2 separate regions of the Homo sapiens genome follow, and region 2 is linked to region 1. A link is an interaction called in ENCODE POLR2A ChIA-PET data of the cell type or tissue named here. Cell type or tissue: B cell. All regions are shown on one strand. Each heading gives the region's core, and the rest is flanking DNA. Links, peaks and the distances in the headings are about the cores only. Region 1 overlaps SYT2 (synaptotagmin 2). Region 2 overlaps PPFIA4 (PPFI scaffold protein A4).

The links. ChIA-PET counts read pairs that join two places held together with the same protein. Peaks named below come from ENCODE experiments on the same cell type or tissue, not always from the same donor. Only the 100,000 strongest peaks of a DNase experiment are listed, where the experiment ranks them.
Region 2: POLR2A ChIA-PET joins it to region 1 with 14 read pairs; 1 of 35 experiments calls an interaction of 5 or more read pairs at or near these places.

What each region holds. Positions count from the first base shown.
Region 1 is chr1:202,612,812-202,617,193 of GRCh38, reverse strand. The region is part of intron 1 of SYT2 (synaptotagmin 2); the gene reads left to right. Among named protein-coding and RNA genes, the nearest start is that of SYT2, 95 kb to the left of the region's middle. In B cell, for the core only: no CTCF peak of the experiment used is centred there; DNase peaks (open chromatin) are centred at 963, 1,789 and 2,595; H3K4me3 peaks cover 1,398 bases.
Region 2 is chr1:203,074,645-203,079,011 of GRCh38, reverse strand. PPFIA4 (PPFI scaffold protein A4) reads right to left here. Exons shown (of 30, transcript NM_001304331.2): 29 at 3,255-3,435; 30 at 276-2,671. The coding sequence ends at 2,622. Among named protein-coding and RNA genes, the nearest start is that of MYOPARR, 7.0 kb to the left of the region's middle. RefSeq lists an enhancer at 2,458-3,193. In B cell, for the core only: no CTCF peak of the experiment used is centred there; no DNase peak of the experiment used is centred there; H3K4me3 peaks cover 791 bases; H3K27me3 peaks cover 2,459 bases.

The DNA.
Region 1 (4,382 bases), core at 256-4,255:
GGGGGCACAGCATATACAAAGGCCCCGAAGAGGGTAATACAGTGTATTAGGGGAAACAAAAGAAGGAGTGTAGGCTGGTGTTAGCAACCCAGGGAGGGAAAGCTGAGGTGCTGCTGGATGGAGAGCATGAGGGGCTGTAGGCCACGCTAGGGCTTTCGGCCTGTCTCCCTGGGATGGCTTTTCATTTTTGGCGACATGACTGGCTTTGCATTTTATGAAGATTGCCTTGGTGGCAAATACGGAACTGACTGGAGGCGAGCAAGAGGAGACCCAGAAGATCAGGCAGCTATGTCGGGGGCCAGTTGACCTGTGGGCCTGGAGCTCGGAAGTGGCTTGACTCTGACAGAAGAGGATGGCACTGATGCCTGGGTGCAGAAGGAACCACGCAGGGAGACACCATGGCTGAGAAGGGAAGGACCTCAAGTGCAAGCCTGAGGCAACCGAAGGAGGAGTAGTCACAGTTATGACAAAAGCAGGCAGCGGCCAGCTGACCACAGCTCAGGGGTCCAGCTCAAGGAAAATGAAAATGCGCCCTGGGTTTAGTGACCTTGTGTTCATCATCCATGACTTTACAAAGAGCTACTTCAGCAGAGGGATGGGGCAGAAGCCACAATGGAGGGGCTGACGAGTGAGGTGGACGTGACGAAATGGGGACCATGTGTGCGTGTGTGTGCACGTGTGTATATGTGTGTGCATATGTGTATGTGTGTGCAAGTGTGTGTGCGTGGTCACGAAGGGGAGAACAAGGCAGCAGGTGGGGCTCATTTTTGGTGGGTGATGTGATAAACTGGACTGGTCCAGCCTCAGCTGAGGGAAGGGGGAAATGTTAGGCACAAGAAAGGGCAGGGATGGCAAAGACTTCCTGAGAAGTCAGGAGGGATCCTGCGCAGGAACGGGAACTGGCTTAACCAGAGGAAAAGCCCTCAACTCACAAGGGGTCAGGAGGAAAGGTCTGTGGTTTGACCCAAGGTTGGGACATTTTGAGAGATTTCTCGCTTCTGCTTTTCTTTAAAATAACAGCAAAGAGAGAGGAGGGGTGTGAGGGAGCCACAGGCCTGCGGAAACTGGAGGAGGAGGCGAAGCTGGTGGGGAGGCGTTTCCTGCAGTTTCTGTGCAGTGCAGAGGGCCTGGGTGATCCTGGGGATTGATGGGATACAGGCTGCCCTTGTACTGTGGGGGGATTTTCACCAGGGGGCTCAGCAGTCGGGGGTAGCCATGGAGAAGGAGAAAGCTGTCAGTGGGATTTCTCCAGGGCTGGCGCTTTGCCAGGTGAATACCACAGAAATGCCAAGGGAGTGTGGGGAATTGCGAACAAGTTGTAGGCACCACGGACCATGGTGGGAAAAGAAGACTAGAGGGGCTGATGGTGGCCCAGGGAGGTCAGGGAGACTTCTCCAGGAAGAGCATTCTAGGCTGAGGGAGAGTAAGTGCCAAGACTGTGGGATGGGGGTCTGTTTGGTGGGTTTGTGGCTGGTGGCAAGAGGCCAGCATGGCAGGAACTGCGTGACTGAGAGCAAGGACAGGAAATGCCTGTGGGAGCCAGCCAGGGGCCAGGCCAGGCAGGGATCTTATTCTAAATGTGACAAGAAGCCACAGGAGGGTTTTAAATAGATCAGTCTGGCTGCAGTGTGGAGATCAGGCTGAGTGGAGGGGAGTGGAAGCTTCCAGATAGGAGGCTACTGTGGTACTCCAGCTGGAGGGTGGAAAGTGGCCAGATTTGGAAGGCATTGTGGGTGGTTGATGAGTTTGCAGACACCTGGGATGTGGGGGGGTGACCCCACATGGATGGGAAGGATGACCCCAAGGCTTCTGGTCTCAGCACCTGGTGCCATGTACTGGGTGCATAACTGAGAGACGGGCCCTGAATCCACCCCATCCACTCTCTGGGCCCACTGCCCATGCCTGCCTTTGACATGAGCCTCCTCAGGCATCTTCTATTCCCTTGCTGTCTGGGCAGCTATGGCCTCCTGGTTTTGTTGGAGTCTGGAAAAGCTTCCAATCTGCTGCTGCTGCTTCATGGACTCCCCACATTCCCTCTCTGCAGCTCTAAGTCATTTTCCTCTGGTGGATTCCCCGGGAATGCCGTCTGTCTTTCATAAGAGCTCGGGGATGACATTTGTTATTGGCTGTTTTCAACTCTTTCCCCGCTTTCCTCTGGAGTTATGCTCCACCCTAGTCTTTTTACTCACGACAGCCAAAGCGAAACTTTTAAAATATACATTTGTACATGTTACCCCTGCCCCCACCCTAAAAGGCCTCCCACAGCTTCTCATTCCTCTTTGGGAAAGACAAAACTCCTTGACGCGGCCTATGGTGCTCCTGATCCTGCCCTGCCCGGCCTGCCAGCCTCACCCTGAACCGTGATCCATCCACTCCAGCTGCCCTGGCCTTCTCTCAGGCTTTGGACTCACCACACTGCATCCCACCTCTGGGCCTTTGCATAGGCTGTGCTCTCTGCCTAGGCTGCCCTTTCATCTCCTCTTTACCTGGATAAATACTCACCCTTCAGGTCTCAGTTCAATCATCAATTTTTCAAGAAAGCACTTTTGCTTTCCCAGATTAATTCACGTATGCCCCATTATAAATGCTCACCACCACCAGATGGCTCTCCTTTCTTGCACTTCTCATAATTACAATTTTATATGCACTTATGTGAAGTGCATGGTAAATTCCATGAGGGAAGCATGATATGAGCTCAGTAAATACTTGAGTGAGTGAGTGAATGAATGAATGTGTCTCTCACATCTGTTCTCTCTACTCCATTCCTTACCTTCCCATCCTAGTGCAGGTCTTTACCATTTCTGGTCTGTGGAACCAACCTCCCTGCTCCACTCCCCATGGAGCTAACTTCACAAACCCCACTTATAACTGCTCAGCACCCTTCAGTGGTTCCTGCTGGGTATAGAGGGAAGTCTAATCTCCTTTTCTGGGACTCCAACACTCCTGAGATGCAGTTCTCCCCCTTCATTCCTGGCCTGCAGATTCCCTGAACCTCAGGAGCATTAAGCGTCTTCATTCCTGGCTGGTTTATTTGACACCAAGCAGCTTTACTTTGCTACAGGACCATTTCTGGACGGTCAGTCTGGAGAGAAGGCCTGCATCCACCATGAACCTTGGGTCCCTCTACGGTGCCAGGGCCACTTCCAGGTGCCTCAGATAAGGTTCAATGAACACTTCTCAGATTCACATCCAACCCACATTTATTGAATGCCCTCTATGTGCCAGACACAACCAAATTTATTTTTAAAATTTTCACGGCAGTTCTGAAAAGTAGGTATTATTTTCCACAATTTTATATTGAAGAAATCAAGTTTCACAAAGGGATTTTTGGAGTCAAATGACAAGTGGTTGGCATTCTTGGGACTACATTCAGCCTCTTCCCCCAGCCTGTGCTGCCTCCTGCCTGCCCTGCAGTGGAGAGTGAGAGGGTGGGGTGCTGCAGGGACCGTGGACCGGCTGTGGGGAGCTGTCTGCAGAAAGGGGAGGAGGACTGCCAATCCAGCGGCAAGGGTAGAATGGAGGAGCTAGGCTCAACTGATAAATGGCATCTACAAAAAGCCCACAGCTTACATTATATTAAATGAAGAAAGATTGAAAGATTTTCCCCCAAAGATCAGGAAAAAGACAAGAATTCCCACTGTCACCACTTCTGTTCAACAGTGGACTGGAAGTTCTAGCCACGGCAATTAGGGAAGAAAAAGAAAATGGAAAACTATCTTCATTTGCATGATTCTATATATAGAAAATCCTAAGGACTCCACCAGCACACACACACATGCACACACACACAAATTATTAGAACAAATGATTTCAGGCTGAACGCGGTGGCTGATGCCTGTAATCCCAGCACTTCGGGAGGTGGAGGCAGGCGGATCACCTGAGGTCAGGAGTTCAAGACCAGCCTGGCCAACATGGTGGAACCCCGTCTCTACTAAAAATACAAAAATTAGCCGGGCATGGTGGCACATGCCTATAATCCCAGCTACTAGAGAGGTTGAGGCATGAGAATTGCTTGAGCCCAGGAGGCGGAGGTTGCAGTGAGCCGAGATTGCACCACTGCTCTCCAGCCTGGGCGACAGAGCGAGACTCTGTCTGGAAAAAAAAAAAAAAAAAAAAAAAAAAAAAGGAAGAACCAATGAGTTCGGCAATGTGGCAGGGTACAAGACTGAGATACAAAAATCTATTATATTGCTATACACTAGCAACGAACAATCTGAAAGTGAAATTAAGAAAACAATTCCATTTATAATGACATCAAAAAGAATAAGATACCTAGGAACAAAAGAAGTGCAAGATGTGTAGTTGAAAACTACAAAACAATCTTGAAGGAAATTAAAGGTCTAAATAAGTGGGAAAATAGTGGAAAACTCAATGTTGTTGAT
Region 2 (4,367 bases), core at 1-4,000, 460 kb before region 1:
GGTGACAGCCTGACCAGGTGAGCGAGATGAAGGAAGACATCAGTTTCCTCTCTCCTTATCTGGTCCTCTACCTACTGGGCACATGCAACCCAAACATTAATCTATCAGTCCTGTGCTTATATAAATAAATAGTTATTGACTACAAGTTCTGAAAATTGTGACATTTCCTTCCAGAGTACAGCAGCCTTTACAACTGTGAAAGAAGCTGGAAATCTCAGGTGAGTTCAGAGTTAAAAAAAAAAAAAAAAAAAAAAAAAAAGACTGGAGGCCATTTGTACATTGTCTTAAAACCAGGTTGTTTATTGGTACGTACACACCCACACTCACACCCACCCACACACACCCATACACCCATTCCTGATGCACTGAGCAAATACAGTACTGAGAAGGGACCTGATGAGATACAGGAGGCTGGTGTGGAGGGCTCGGGTCACTGGTGACTCGCCAAAAAAAAAATATATTGACTATGAGGCAAGGGATACACCAAGACAACAGCCTTCCATCACTGTTTGCACAGAGTTCTCTTCTTAACACCTCCCTGCAACACTTCTCAAGGTGCTCTGAATGGACCCAGCTATCCTGGCACAGCTGCTGCCTTACGACATGGCCAACAGTGGCAGGAGTTGTAGAGGGGAGAGGCTGGGACTGAGTCTCCCTTACAGCCAGCCCATCAAGAGCACCCTGAAGGAGTCAGATGGCTATGCATTGCCCAACTCCACCAATCTTAGGAATCTCCATCATCTTACCATCCATTACCCAGGGATGGGAGCTGTTTATCTCCATCCAACTCATTTTCTGCTCAATAATCCCTCCATCTCCACTCCCAGCAACCTGATGGCAGGGAGGCCAGGGAACACTAAGGGAGAGCAAGGGCAGGTGGCTGCCTTGCCCAAGCCTAAGGGAGAGCCCACCCCACCACACCAGTGATGGGCCTCTCCTCTACCGAAAAGGAGCAGCGGGCTTTAAGCCCTGGCACTGCCCAGGTGCCATTGCTCCTTCTGGACTGGGTGCCCTGGCCCATTATCTCACCTGCAAGCCTAGTCCCTGCTCAGAACTCAAGGTGATCAGGTTGCAAAGCAGCTGCTCCAGCCACCTGTAGGATGGCACTGCACTGGCCCCTATCCAAGAAACACATGCCAGATGCTTTTCCTTTCCTCTCACTTTGATGAAGCCCTCGGTTCCATCATCCCACCCTGAACATAAGTCTTGAACATTTTCAGGCACCTTGGTAGGATGAGGGAGTAGGTGAGGAGCGGGTATTTCTTGGGAATAATATTCCTACCAAATCAGGACCTGTATCCCTCAGCTTGGGTTCCCATCATGCTGCTGGGGAAAGCAATGAAAATGGTGGCAGCTGGGCGGATCTTAGGAATTCCGGGAGGAGGCAGTCCCTGCCCACCAAAATAGCCCTGGATGAGGGTTAGGTGATTTGGGGACAAGCAAGAGAGTGGCTGCCTTCACCAACATTGGATTTCCTGGACCTGGGACATGAATCACTGTAGGAGAAGCTATTTTCTTCCTGGGAGGTCAGAGAAAGGAGGCCTTAGTCTGCCTTTTCCCCAAACTTGACTTTGGGCTCAATGTATATTCAATCCACCCATTAGGTTCATTTTTATAGGGTTGGGATTACTAAAGAAGTGAGGCAGAGGAGGAGAGAAGGGGAAGGGATGCTGGGAGCAGAGCTAGCAATGCATGGTTAGATCTGTTCTGCCCTAGAGTCAAGATCCGCACAACCTCCCTTCCCCATAGCCCAGCAGGAGCTCCACCCGATGGTTGGGGCAGGGGACATTCCCACTGCCCTTTGGGCTTAAGGCTACCAGAGGCCATTGGCTCTCCCTCTGGCTGGTCTGCCTATGCTTCTTATTAGGTGGGAGCTTAGAGTTTCCCCATCCTCACCCTTGGCTCAGAGCTCAGGGATCCATTTCTCTCTGGTTCTTCCCAAACTCAAATTTGGGATTCAGCTTATGCCAGGGCCTGGAATCTCTACCTCAGTCTTCCTCCTCCCAGCCTCACCATCCTGTGGGAGAATGGGGCCTTCAGTAGCCCTTCCCAGCCCCTCCCTGACCCCAAGAGAATGGGGGCAGGAACTGCAGTCACGGTGATGGGTTGGGAGAGTGGTGATGCTGGGGATGCCAAAACCAGCTGCCAGACCATTTGGCACAGCCAGACGTGGATAGACACCCTAAGATTGAATAGCCCAAGCAGGGCTGCGTCTGAAATGACCCTTTCTTGGAAGGACCATCCCAGCCTGTGGCCCAGGATCCTGGTCCTGGTGGAGGTTGCAGTGCAGACCAGGCTGGGTCCAGAAGAGGAAGGGTGGCTTCACATCCACCCTGAGCTGCCCTTCTCTCCTTCCCCCAGAATCCCAAGCATGGACAACCTGGGTGCCTCCACAATACCAGGAAACCCCAGCCACATCCACCGGACTTACAACGGACACACGGTGGGACTCGGGGTAATGGGGTGCCGAGGGGGTGGACGAATATATTCTGAGATCCAGGGCAACCGGAAAGTCACGGACGAGACTAGGAGCTGCGGAAGGAAGGGGAACGAGCAAGAGGGGTCAGGGCCAGAGGAGCCTGTGAAACCCAGAAGGAGGAAGCCAGCCCTGGGGGCCATGGCTAGTCCCGGAAGGCGGAGAGCATGTGTCCGTAGAGATAGTGGGAGTGAGCTGAGGGAGAGAGAGAGACAGGCATCGCACTGTGAGGCAGGTTGCAGGGCATCTGCGAGAGAGGTTGTAGGATGTGTGCGACAGCGGCAACGCAGCGTGCTCCAAGCGCAAAGCGCCCCAGGCCAGACGAAGCAGGAAGGGGCAAGCCAGGCAGTGCTGGTAAGCGGGACTGGAGCGGCAGGGCCAGGCCGGCAGCCAAGGGCAGGTGCGTGGGGCCGAGGGCCAGCAGCAAGGTGCCCGCGTCCCCGGGCCTGGCCCACTTACCCCGAGCCACGGGCACTCCCCCGTCAGACCCGGGGCGGGAGGATGGGGGGTCAGCAGGAGTAGGTCCGAACCGTGGAGGTCTCCAGTCTCTGCGACCCCGCCGTCCCAGCTGGGAGAAGTCGGCAGCCGCGGGAGAACACACAGAGCGGCGGGTTAGTGCGCACACACGCTCCCCGCGGAGCGTTAGTGCAGCTGCAGCGCAGGAGCGCGGGGCACCAGCCTCGGCCTCGCCCCTCTCCACCCGGCCCGGCCCTGGGGTGCCAGGAAGAAGCCCGCGCTCGGCTGGGCCTCGGCCATGCCCAGCCCGCCTGTTACTCACCTTCAGGCATGATCTTCTTTGGCGGGGCCGGTGGGGGCTGCAGGGTCCCCAGGGTGGACACACGGAAGCCCGCCGGGAGGGTCTCCGCGGAAGCGCTGAGCATGCCGCCGCGACCGTGGTGCTCCCGCGGCCGGAAGCGCTTCCTCCAGGAGGGCGCGCGGCGAAACACCTTGTCATCCCCCTGCACCATGGGGGACACCAGAGGCCCGAGGGCCCTGTTGGAATTGCCATCCTCACGCCCTGCCTGGAGGGGGCCAGTCGCTGCTGGTTCAAGGGGCACCACTCCCACCCCTTTGGAAAGAGGGAGCGAGGTCACTTCCCCTTTCTAGCCTTGAGTTTTTCCATCTGTACAGTGAATCGGGAAACCCTGCGACTCTGAAATTCCCTGTCTCTGGGTGGCGGATGGAGGGGGTGTGTGGGGCGGGGGAGAGTCTTGTTGGGTCTGCCATCCTGCAGTTGAACTGTTTCCCAGCCCACCGCAATCTTCTCAAAGTAGGCTTGGCATGACCATTCACCTTTCAAGGCATTCCTCTGCCTCAGCCCATGGGAGGTGACAGCCGGTCCCTATACACACTGTCCTGTCCTTCTGGGGCCTCCGAATGGCTGTAGCCCAGTATACCAGAAGAGTACTATGTCGGGCGGGAGTCAGACACCTGGCTTCTAATCCTGGCTCTGCCATTTTACTGGCTATGTGACCCTGTACCAGGTGAGTGACCCCTCTGAGCCTCAGTTTCCTTATCTGTAAAATGAGAATAATAACATCTGCCCTACCTGTTTCTCAGGCTGCCTACCACTAATGGGATCAGATGAGATCACCCTGTAACAGGGATGGGTCAGGCAGACCACCAAGCAGATGCAGTCTCCTCCAAAGGACATGGCAGGCAGCCCCCTGCCACCTGCCCCCCTCACCCATGCCAGCCATGTCTCCAAAATAACCATCTCTGCCACAGGGCACCCAGGGCCACAACCCTACAGGATCCCCCTCTGCACAGGCCTCCCCACCCCACACTTCAGAGCCTTTATCCACCCTGCTTGGAAGCCATGCCCAATCTCCCTCCACCCCATGTTCTCAGAGCTGATGCAGGCAGAGTGGGACTAGCAGGAACAATGGAC